Regions from separate parts of the Homo sapiens genome. Here region 2 is linked to region 1. A link is a loop called in an ENCODE intact Hi-C map of the cell type or tissue named here. Cell type or tissue: PC-3. All regions are shown on one strand. Links, peaks and the distances in the headings refer to the core of each region. The heading gives the core; the rest is flanking DNA. Region 1 overlaps ACTR6 (actin related protein 6). Region 2 has its middle 17 kb from the start of MIR1827.

Region 1 (5,380 bases), core at 140-5,139:
AACTCCTGGGTCCAAGCAATCCTCCTGCCTGAGCCTCCTAAGTAGCTAGGACTACAGGTATATGCCATCATACTTGGCTAGAAAATATTGATTTAACATTTTTCTTTACCTTTTTCAGATTTGAAACTCTAAACTGGGGAAAAAGAATAGTAGAAACAGAATTGAGTCATAACACATAGTATAACCTTGGTTGTAGATAGCAAAACCAAACTAGATGTTTTACCTGCTCTAATTTTACCTATTGTCTGTGTCTTCCCACATAATTGTTTATCATACACTATGTTTTCTGTTTCATTTATTAGAGGCAACAAAGTCTATCAGCAAAAGCACAGACTGTGAAAACAGTTCTGAGTTAAATCCTAGTTCCAGCCTAAATTCTAGTTCCAGACTTAACTTCTCTGAGCCTCATTTTTCAAATCTAGAAAGTGGGAGTAGGCTGGGTGTGGTGGCTCACAACTATAATCCCAGCACTTTGGGAGGTCGAGGTGTGTGGATCACCTGAGGTCAGGAGTTCAAGACCAGCCTGGCCAACATGGTGAAACCCCACCTCTACTAAAAATACAAAAAAAATTAGCCATGTGTGGTGGCATGTGCCTGTAGTCCCAGCTACTTCGGAGGCTGAAGCAGGAGAAACGTTTGAACCTGGGAGGCAGAGGTTGCAGTGAGCTGAGATCGTGCCACTGCACTCCAGCCTGGGCGATAGAGTGAGACTCCGTCTCAAAAAAAAAAAGAAAGAAAGTGGGAGTAATAGCTATTTTATGAGTTGCTATGAGAATTATTGAGATGACATATCTTTGCCACATACAGAATTTAGACTCAGTATGACAGTTTTTCCTTTTAGGCATCTTTTGATCTTTTGCTTATATCCTTGTTTTTTCTTTAGAATTAGAGGGTCCATAAATTCAGGACATAGGGAAAAAGGAACATTTACTATTTTGTAGCGGTAAACAAGGTTCCTTTCCTTTTTGGGTTGCTCTACTCATATGAAATGTATGCTTATTTCTGTACCTTAAACAATTTTCTGTTGGGTTGGGTAGAGCTTGCCACATTTTAATGGCAAAAAAAACACAAATTACTTTTGCACCAACCTAATAGTAATTTATGTTTCAGGCATTTCAGTTTTCCTGTAAAATCATCTGGGTTCATTTATACCTTTATTTTCAGCCCTATTACTTATGCCTGGGAAGGTGGAAAATTGATATCAGAGAATGATGATTTTGAAGATATGGTGGTAACAAGAGAAGATTACGAAGAAAATGGACATAGCGTCTGTGAAGAGAAATTTGATATTTAAGCAACATTTTTGAATGAAAGTTGTGACCATAAGGTTTAATTTCAAAGTTCCTTTTAAAAGAGGTTAAGGAACTGTGTTACCTTTTGTCCTAAGAAAAAGGCTTGAATTTATGTAAATACTTTGATCGATTGCTAATTTTCAAAGGCTTCTTAGGTAGGTTACTACAGTAAACTGTAACTCAGTCCACATTTTCATTTAGGAGCTAGACTACCATAACAATGCTTATGCTGTTTCCAAGGGTAGGTTATTTTTCATTAAAAGAAGAATGAATGCATTTTAAGTTTAATTCTTCATAGCTGAAAGCACAAATTTAACGGCTTCACTGGACAGTTTTCCTTAGAAGGTAGTTTTGTGTGACTGTGACTAAACTATTTTATTTTAAAATGTCATTCTTATTTATACATTCTAAAGTTGGAAAGACTGATCTTATATGTGTATAATGTTTATTTTGTACCTAGAGTACATTTAAAAGGGTGGAGACTAAGCTAATAAAGTTTTTTTGGCCACTACTGTGTGGGCAGAATATCTTATTTCACTCATAAAAGTACTATTTTTTTTAGGATGAATGAAAAGAGATTTGAAGTTAACTCAGGGTTGTTCAAGAACTTTTTTTTTTTTTTTTTTTGAGACGGAGCCTTGTTCTCTCACCCAGGCTGGAGTGCAGCGGCGTGATCTTGGCTCACTGCAACCTCCGCTTCCCAGGTTCAAGCGATTCTCCTACCGCAGCCTCCCGAGTAGCTGGGATTACAGGCGTGTGCCACCACCACCACACCTGGCTAATTTTTGTATTTTTAGTAGAGACAGGGTTTCACCTTGTTGGCCAGCCTGGTGTTGAACTCCTGAGCTCAAGTGATCTGCCCGCCTTGGCCTCCCAAAATGTTGGGATTACAGGCATGAGCCACCGCGCCTGGCCTGTTCAAGCACTCTTGATACAAATGTTAGCATTTTGTTTTTAAAACAAAACAGTGATCCATAATAAACATTAAAGTGTTAGATTCCAGCTTTCCAATTTCAGGGAACAGCTGACAGTGACATCAATGAATGGATCAGGTACGCTTTTCTGATTGCAAGCAGTAGAAACTCATTTGGGCTATATCTTCAGCAGAACAAAATTTATCCAGGACAAAGGATAGCTTATAAAGTCTAAGAAAAGCTGGGTCCACAGCCTTAAGAAAGATAAAAACCAGAGTAATTTTAGAAATCTTAAGTTACAGAAACAGGGACAGTCCTAGAGCCCTGCCATCAAAATATCTCAGCTCCTGTATTTTCTATCTTATGTCATTGTGCTCATGAATCAAATTTCTAGCAGTGTTTTCCCCTAACTAGGATTATGTTCCTACCCTATGGCTCTAGGGACTTTGATTGACAATCCTGCTATGATGGCCTAGAGTCAAAGAGTCTCTCAAGGAAAACTCAAGTGAAAAGATGAATGCTGGTCAGGGTGAAAGCTGTCCACTTACAGTCATAGATTATATTGCTTTAGGGCCTGGTCATTCCTTCCTAGGCCTAGACTGGTTATCATTGCAGAGTTGCAAAGTGACCATGTTTGTGTGATACCCGGTTACTGGCATATAATCTGTGGACAGTGCAGCAAGAAGATGCTGGTGGTACAAAAGAAATTCTTGCAACCAAACAATATAACTGTGCTAGAAGTTCAAGGTGATGTCAATGGAGGTAAAAAGGTAAGTCCTCATTTAAAGTCCATTACCTGTCTGGACCTCATCCTGGATGGCAGAATGCCAACCAGGTGTTTTTCCTTTGAGAAAATGGGTCATTCCTCAAAGCTGCCTTTGTCCCAAACATGCCCCAGCCTGATGTTTACATTCTTCTGAGAATAGTGTGTATGTGTGTTTTCACATGCTTATTACAGTAAACTAATTTCTATATAAATTAGGTCTCATAGTGCTCATTTTGGAGCCACTATAAATTGGTGTTTTTGTGTGTGTGTTTTTGTTGAGATGGAGTATCACTCCATTGCTCAGGCTGGAGTGCGGTGGCAGGATCTTGGCTTACTGCCACCTCCGCCTCCTGAGTTCAAGCAACTCTCCTGCCTCAGCCTCCTGAGTAGCTGGGACTATAGGTGCATGCTGCCACTCCCAGCTAATTTTTGTATTTTTAGTAGAGACGGGGTTTCACCATGTTGGCCAGGTTGGTCTCGAACTCCTGACCTCGTGATCCACCCGCCTCGGCCTCCAAAAGTGCTGGGATGACAGGCATGAGCCACCGTGCCTGGCCCTACAAATTGATTTTTGACATTAATGAACATAAACCCTAATCTGTTATCACTAGGATCAAAGCTTTCATCCATTTCAACACCTATCTAATTTTGAAACTTTATTGCTAAATATAGATGTTGTTTTAATATGTTTGATTTCAAAGAACACTTTTAATATTAGCTCTATCTGGAGACAGTATAGGTCGTAAAAAATTGGCTCTAAATAGTAATACTGGAGTGACACTTTAAAGATATGTATTGTTGTGGAAAAACATTTTTGAATTTTTGAATTCAGTAATGATTGCCTCAACATAGCAAACTGATCATGTTCACCTATTTCTCTACCTGTTCCAAGTCACATTAAACGTCCGCTGCAGGGGGGAGGGAGGTACATGAGGGAGGAATACACAGGGTGCATTTCAATGCTATTTGTGATATAGTATTTCTCAAGCTAGATGTTGGACACTGGGTATTCATTTTATTAGAGTCCATATTATGTGCATGACAAAATTCTGTTATCTTTTGTAAGATTAAATCCATAATTCTAGTAAACAAAAAGAGTACTACTGATGTGGAGAAGTGTCTAAAATATGGAAAACAAATATGATTAGATTGTTAGAGAAACAAGAAAACCCATATCCCAAATCAGGGCAGGAGAAAACTACCAAAGAGGTAAGAACAATTCCAGAGATATTTTAATCTCAGGACAAATACAGAGAGTAGGAGAAGGCTGGGCATGGCGGCATGTGTCAGCAGTCCCAGCTACTCAAGAGGCTGAGGTAGGAAAATTGCTTGAGCCTAGGAGTTTGAGGCTGCAGTGTGCTACAGCTTCACCTGTGAATAGCCACTATATTTCAGCCTGGGCAACATAGTGAGATCTTGTCTAAAAAAAAGAGTAGAAGGAGATCATGGGTTAGCCACTAAAAGATTGAAACCTACAGCTGTGCCCTATTCCCTGTCTTGTTATTGAGGCTGGGCAGTAAAAGGGGTTAAAGTGTAAAGGTTGGAAAGGAAAGACTAGAACCTGAAATAATTTCATATCCCCTAAGGGCATCAAAGTAAGAAAAAAATTTTAACGGAGCAGTGGGTTGTGTCACTGAACTCTGATTAAAGCCAAGAGCTTGGACCTCATTAGAAAGAATTCAGACAGGGCAGGGCCCTAGGGAACTCAGCACATCTCCCTCTTGTTTCCCTCTCACCCCCCACCAACAACCAGAGGCAAAACACCAAATTAGAACTTGGATTGGCCAGGCATGGTGGCTCACACCTGTAATCCCAGCACTTTGGGAGGCTGACGTGGGTGGATCACCTGAGGTCAGGAGTTCGAGACCAGCCTAGCCAACATGGTGAAACCCCGCCTCTACTAAAAATACAAAAAATTAGCCGGGTGTGGTGGCAGGTGCCTGTAATCCCAGCTACTTGGGAGGCTGAGGCAGGAGAATCACTTGAACTTGAGAGGCGGAGGTTGCAGTGAGCCGAGATCGTGCCATTGCACTCCAGCCTGGGCAAAAAGAGCGAAACTCCGTCACACACACACAACAAAAACCAAAAAAACAAAAAAACTTGGATTCACCCATGGGTAAACAGGAATTCAGAAATGAAAAAAAATGAGCAGACAACCAAGCATTAAATATTTGAGGGATACTTATCACCAGAGAGGCCCCAAATCTAACAAGAATGAATCCCTAAGGGAAGAAAATAAAGGAAAAAACAAAAACTAATATCCTCTAAAGGACTGATGGGGTCACTGTATCTATTGTAAAAAGAGCAGGTTGCTATAACAAAAATAGTTCTTAGAAATTAAAAATAAGTTATTAAAAATAGCTTTTGGGCCGGGCGCCTGTAATCCCAGCAATTTGGGAGGCCAAGGC
Region 2 (5,380 bases), core at 225-5,224, 52 kb before region 1:
AGCCAGGCTGCCAGGGGATGGGGCAGGCGGTTGGACTCACCCTGTCTGCTTTCTTCTGCTGTGTGGAGACAGCAGAGAGCCTGCTCCAACTCTCCCACACACTGCCTGGAATACTAAAGGCGGCTGGCCAGATCCTCAGACTCCTGGAATGAGAGAGGTTCAGATGGGGCCCAAAGGACTCCCCCTAATGGCCTGTCAAAGTGCCAAGTTGAAGGATGATGGGGTGCCCAGATTCCGACCTTCTTTCTGCCTGGCAGCATGCTGAGTGTAAGCCAGGCTGTAACTCAGCTTTCTCTGATACAAGGATTTCTACATTCTGAATGTGAACCTTTGGTAGAAAAGCCAAAAGCTGATAGAGAAGGGAAGAAACATTCTCCAGAGGACAGGAGGGAACTTCACACTCTCTACTCACCTGTAACTGCTCCCTTAGGGCTCCCTGCTTTTGGTGGCACTCTTTCTTTTCCTATAGGAAGAGGAAGACAGAGCTCTTACTAGGGGGAGGCAGAGATGGTACAGCAAGGGACATGCCCCAGGACAGTTCCACCCATGGGACCAAGTTATCAGGGACCTTATGGGGATGGGGTGGAATCTGAGGGGTGAGCCTTCTTCCCCAGGCTGGACTAGGTGAGACAAGACTGAGGTCTCTACATCTGAGTGCCTCCCAAACCCAGCAGTCATGTTGTAAGCAAAGAGTTACTTCTTCCAACTGATCCACCATTTCTTGGTTCTGTTGTTTCTTTAGAGAGAGTTAAAAGAAGGTGACTGAGGATGGCACCCTTGACTCTATTCCCCAGATCAGGAAGGGGTAGGCAGCAGCCAGGAATGGATTTTAAAGGCAAAGTTCTCAGACTCAGTGGAAACATGAACTGGTAAACTCTCCTCAAGCTCCCAAGGAAAGAGGATTTGGGTCTTTGTTGGTTTTGGCCCACAGCCATAGAACTGAAAGTCTGAATCTGGAGTCTCTCAAAGGGACAGTAACATAAACCTCTAGAGATGAAGTGTGAGAAAAGCCCACCCTTCTGCCAGCTTGTAATTTAGAAAGGTGCATTCATTCAACAAACATTTACTGAGCACATATGTGCCAGGTATGGTTCTTAATAGCAGGGATACAAGACAGAAAAAGACAGACAGGAGCCCTTGGCCCTGAGGTTTTCATTCTAGTGGGCTTTTTTGTTTTTGTTTTTTTTTTTTTGAGACGGAGTCTTGCTCTGTTGCCCAGGCTGGAGTGTAGTGGCACCATCTCGACTCACTGCAACCTCCACCTCCCAAGTTCAAGCGATTCTCCTGCCTCAGCCTCTCAAGTAGCTGGGACTACAGGTGCGTGCCACCATGCCTGGCTAATTTTTGTATTTTTAATAGAGACGGGGTTTCACTGTGTTGGCCAGGCTGGTCTTGAACTCCTGACCTCCTGATCCGCCTGCCTCAGCCTCCCAAAGTGCTGGGATTACAGGCATGAGCAACCATGCCCAGCTCTAGTGGGCCTTTAAACCTTGGACTCTGAGAGCTAACAGAGACCTTTGATATTCTCTAACTTTACCTCCTCAGGAAATGCAAGCCCAAGGAGAAGAGGTGGCTTGTTCAGAATCAAAGAACAAATTAGGGACTCAATCAAGGTAAAAATACAGGGCTCCTGACAACTAGTCAGGCTAGCACTTCCCCAAGAAGCAACAACCCCAGGCACTCAAAGTACCCTAGGTTGAGATGATATTAGGAAGATTCAAACTGTCAAATTCAATTTCCCAAGATCTGTTCCACAGGAGATAAGCAGATCTTACTCCAGAGACCACTGATTGAAGGGCATTCTGGTCCCAGAACCATGGAGAATTCGAATATGAGGTGGAAAACTCAAAAAAAAAAAAAAAAAAGCTAAACTCTCTGGAGAGTAGAAGTCTGGGAGAAAAACAAACCAAACCCATTCTCCTATTGCTACCCAGAGACACTGTCAACGTTTTGAGCTCATGGGGAAAGTGTGGGCTTTTCACATTGTCAATGTCTATGCTAAGGGAGTAAGGCAGCTTGAAACCTTTCGTTCCTAGATCCCATAGTCCCCATTCCCCTTCCAGCTGGAAATCTGTGCTGTGACCAGAGGAACCAGAAGCAGGGTGAGAACACTTAGTGGACTGGGTCCTAAGATCAAAGGCCAGTCTCGTGGCAGTAATGACAGTTCCTAGGGGGACTGTGATGTCACTATATTTTACTCCTCCCTGGGGTGGGGGCTGGCTATCAGCATGAGGCCCGAGTCACCACTTTGAGATGTGGGAGGTGGGTGCAGGGCCAGGACCCAGGACCTTGGAGATGTCAGCCCAAAGACCCCAGGGAGGTCAGGCTTGGGGCAGCAGAAGGTGAAGACTGAGTATGGAGCAGGGAGCCCCAGAAGTCACCCACCCAAAGTCACCCTGGTGCGACTGGTGAGGGCAGAGGCTGGGCTGCTGAGGGGGAGGGGCTGGCTGACAAGATTTTGGTTGGGGGAGCCCAGAGGCACTGGGTGGGGCCCAGCCCAGTGTGCCTCAGGAGTGCCACAGACTCTGGCAGCAGTCCTGCCATTGGAGGGAGCCTGGGACGGTGGGCCACAACCTGGTGCATTTACCTTTTTCTTGGCCATGGCCAATTTGCTCTGTCAGGTTTCCTCCGATATCACAGGGCAGGGAGAGGCGGGGATGGGGCCACATCAGCATGATCCCAGTGACAACTACTAAACACTTCTAGTAGCCTACCACACAGCTGTGTGACTGAGCCAGGGGAGGTGTAAACAAGGTCGCACTAGAATGCATAATAGGGGTATGGCCTTAATGCTCCAAGCCCATTGGTCTATGAGAAAGCTGAAAGGGAAAGGAGGCATGGTCAGGCAGCAGCGTGTCCAGAGGGACCTGTGGCCTCACAAGGAAAGCTGCTCATGCAACCGCTGTCTCCGCTCACTCTGGGAGAGAGGCAGGGCCAGCTTTCATTTTAGAAACTTTAAAACTTTAAAAAATAAACTTTAAAAATAATATGTCTGTGTACTTTATATATGTGTGTGTCTATATGTGTGTGTATCTATGTGTTCCTCCGGAGCTGTCTTCATTATCCAGCTTCTGTGCCAGGCCTATGATTTTGGCCTTTATTTTTCATCTTCAAATGGAGTAGAAGAATTACCAATATTCCATCAATTGAGGTACAAATCCTGTAAAAATGGAAAAATCCATAGCACGCTTGATGATTAATGAAGCAGACTACGTTATCCAACATTCCAATGAGACAAAATAATCATAGTGATTTCTCTTTTTTGGAAAAAGTTTCTCTTATTCTCCTACATTATTGTTAAGATTTTTTTTTACACAAGAAACATGTCTAATATCTTTAAAAACATAAAGCTTTTGGGCTGGGCATGGTGGCTCACGTCTGTAATTCCAGCACTTTAGGACACTGAGGCAGGTGGATCACCTGAGGTCAGGAGTTCGAGATCAGCCTGGCTGACATGGTGAAACCCTGTCTCTACAAAATATACAAAAAATAGCCAGGTGTGGTGGGGTGGGCACCTGTAATTCCAGCTACATGGGAGGCTGAGGCAGGAGAATCACTTGAACCCGGGCGGCAGAGGTTGCAGTGAACCGAGATCGCGCCACTGCACTTCAGCCTGGGTGACAGAGCAAGACTCCAACTCACAAAAATAAATTAAATAAATAAATAAATAAATAAATAAACAAAGCTTTCAATTTAATAAGCATTCAAAGCTCCTTAACAGTTTAAAGCAAATACAGGGCCCTTCTAAAGTAAGGCTAAATGCTAAGTGATAGGGGAGAGAAAAAGGACATAAATAACTCCTACTCTCATGGGGTTAATCACTAAATTCTATTTTTCTAGAATCACCTGGAATCTCTAAACCTTGTAAATGAATCTGAATTTCTCACTCAATAGTTGGCTATGACTTACAATCATGAAAACCAAGAACTGTGTTATGTCATTGTGTATTGCTTGTTATGTGAATTCCACACTAGGTTGGTATCAATGGTTGAAGCTTTCATGATTTGATCCATAACCTTTGTGCTTCTTATCCCAAACCAAACTAAGCTTTTTTCTAGAGTTCTACAATTTGTAGTTAGTTAGTGTACAAGAGTGGTTCTCAAAAATGTAGTCTCTGGACCAGCAGCAGCTAAGAACTTTTTACAAATGCAAATTATCAGGCCCCACCCTAGAAGTGATGAATCAGAAACTCTGGAGTAGGGCCCAGCAATCTGTGCTTCAATAAACCCTCCAGGTGTTCAAGAACCTCTGGCATACAGCAGGTAGAAAAATGTGTTTCCTTCTGTAGGTCCAAAGCCAGGGATGCTATATGTTCTGTCTTGATATGAAACAATGACATGCAATTAAAAGACATAAATCTCCTTCCTACTTCCACCCTCCATCCAATGTGTTTTATTTTTATGAGTTAAATTAGAAAACAAGTGGCAATCAGAGATTTAGTCTAAAAAGTGTATTTACAGGTAACAGTTCTCATCCAGCCTGATCTCACACAATACCATTTACATCCTCTTACATCTAAAGTTTTAGAAAAGGATCTTCACAATGTAAGTCTCAGGCACAGTAGGAGTTCTATAATAAAAGATCAAGTAGATCTGAATGTCCAAACTTATTAGAAAAAAAATGGAATCATTGGTTATATTTTCAAATTGCATTCAACATGAAATTAAAAGTTTTGAAATTTTTTCACCTTCATAATTCTAAGTTAATAGAATTAAACCAGAATACTCCATTCTTTCAAAGCCTCTAGCCAGGCAAAATTTTACTCTATTACTTCTTGCTTTCAATGGATACAAAGGAGAGTCCTGGTAGGCACATTTTGTATACCTGCAAAGATGCAGAACAGTTTCATCTGTTCGATATTAAAACACAAGCCCTGTAAACCTTAGATGGTGAGTGTAATACTTCAGCACTAGCACCAAAGCCTCAAATGTGAAAAGATACCAAGAACACCACTAGCAAACAAAAGTAAACTCTCAACCAGGAGCAGTAGTTCACACATGTAATCCCAGCACTTTGGCAAGCCAAGGTGGGAGGATTACTTGAACTCAGGAGTTCAAGACCAGCCTGGGCAGCATAGCGAATTCATATCTCTACAGAAAATTTTAAAAATTAGCAGAGCGTGGTGGCACACACCTGTAGTCCTAGCTACTTGGGAGGCTGAGGCGGGAAAATCCCTTGAGCCCAAGAGTTTGAGGCTGCAGTAGCTATGATCATGCCACTGCACTCCAGTCTGGGTGACAGAACGAGACCTAGATAATTACATTCTGTCCTGCTCCTGTTTACACTAAAATCACTAAGTTAAAATGCTTTCATTCAGCAGGATAAAAATTAAGTAAAATGTGACTTTGGAGTTTGGCTAGCAAAAAGCAAAGAAAAAATA

Evidence for each region. Peaks named below come from ENCODE experiments on the same cell type or tissue, not always from the same donor. Only the 100,000 strongest peaks of a DNase experiment are listed, where the experiment ranks them.
Region 2: it touches region 1 in a loop (7-fold over the local background); 1 of 110 quality-filtered maps calls a loop at or near these places.

What each region holds. Positions count from the first base shown.
Region 1 is chr12:100,222,622-100,228,001 of GRCh38, forward strand. ACTR6 (actin related protein 6) reads left to right here. Exons shown (of 11, transcript NM_022496.5): 11 at 1,165-1,803. The coding sequence ends at 1,294. Among named protein-coding and RNA genes, the nearest start is that of ACTR6, 24 kb to the left of the region's middle. In PC-3, for the core only: no CTCF peak of the experiment used is centred there; no DNase peak of the experiment used is centred there; H3K27ac peaks cover 301 bases.
Region 2 is chr12:100,170,525-100,175,904 of GRCh38, forward strand. It overlaps the pseudogene GOLGA2P5. Among named protein-coding and RNA genes, the nearest start is that of MIR1827, 17 kb to the right of the region's middle. In PC-3, for the core only: no CTCF peak of the experiment used is centred there; no DNase peak of the experiment used is centred there.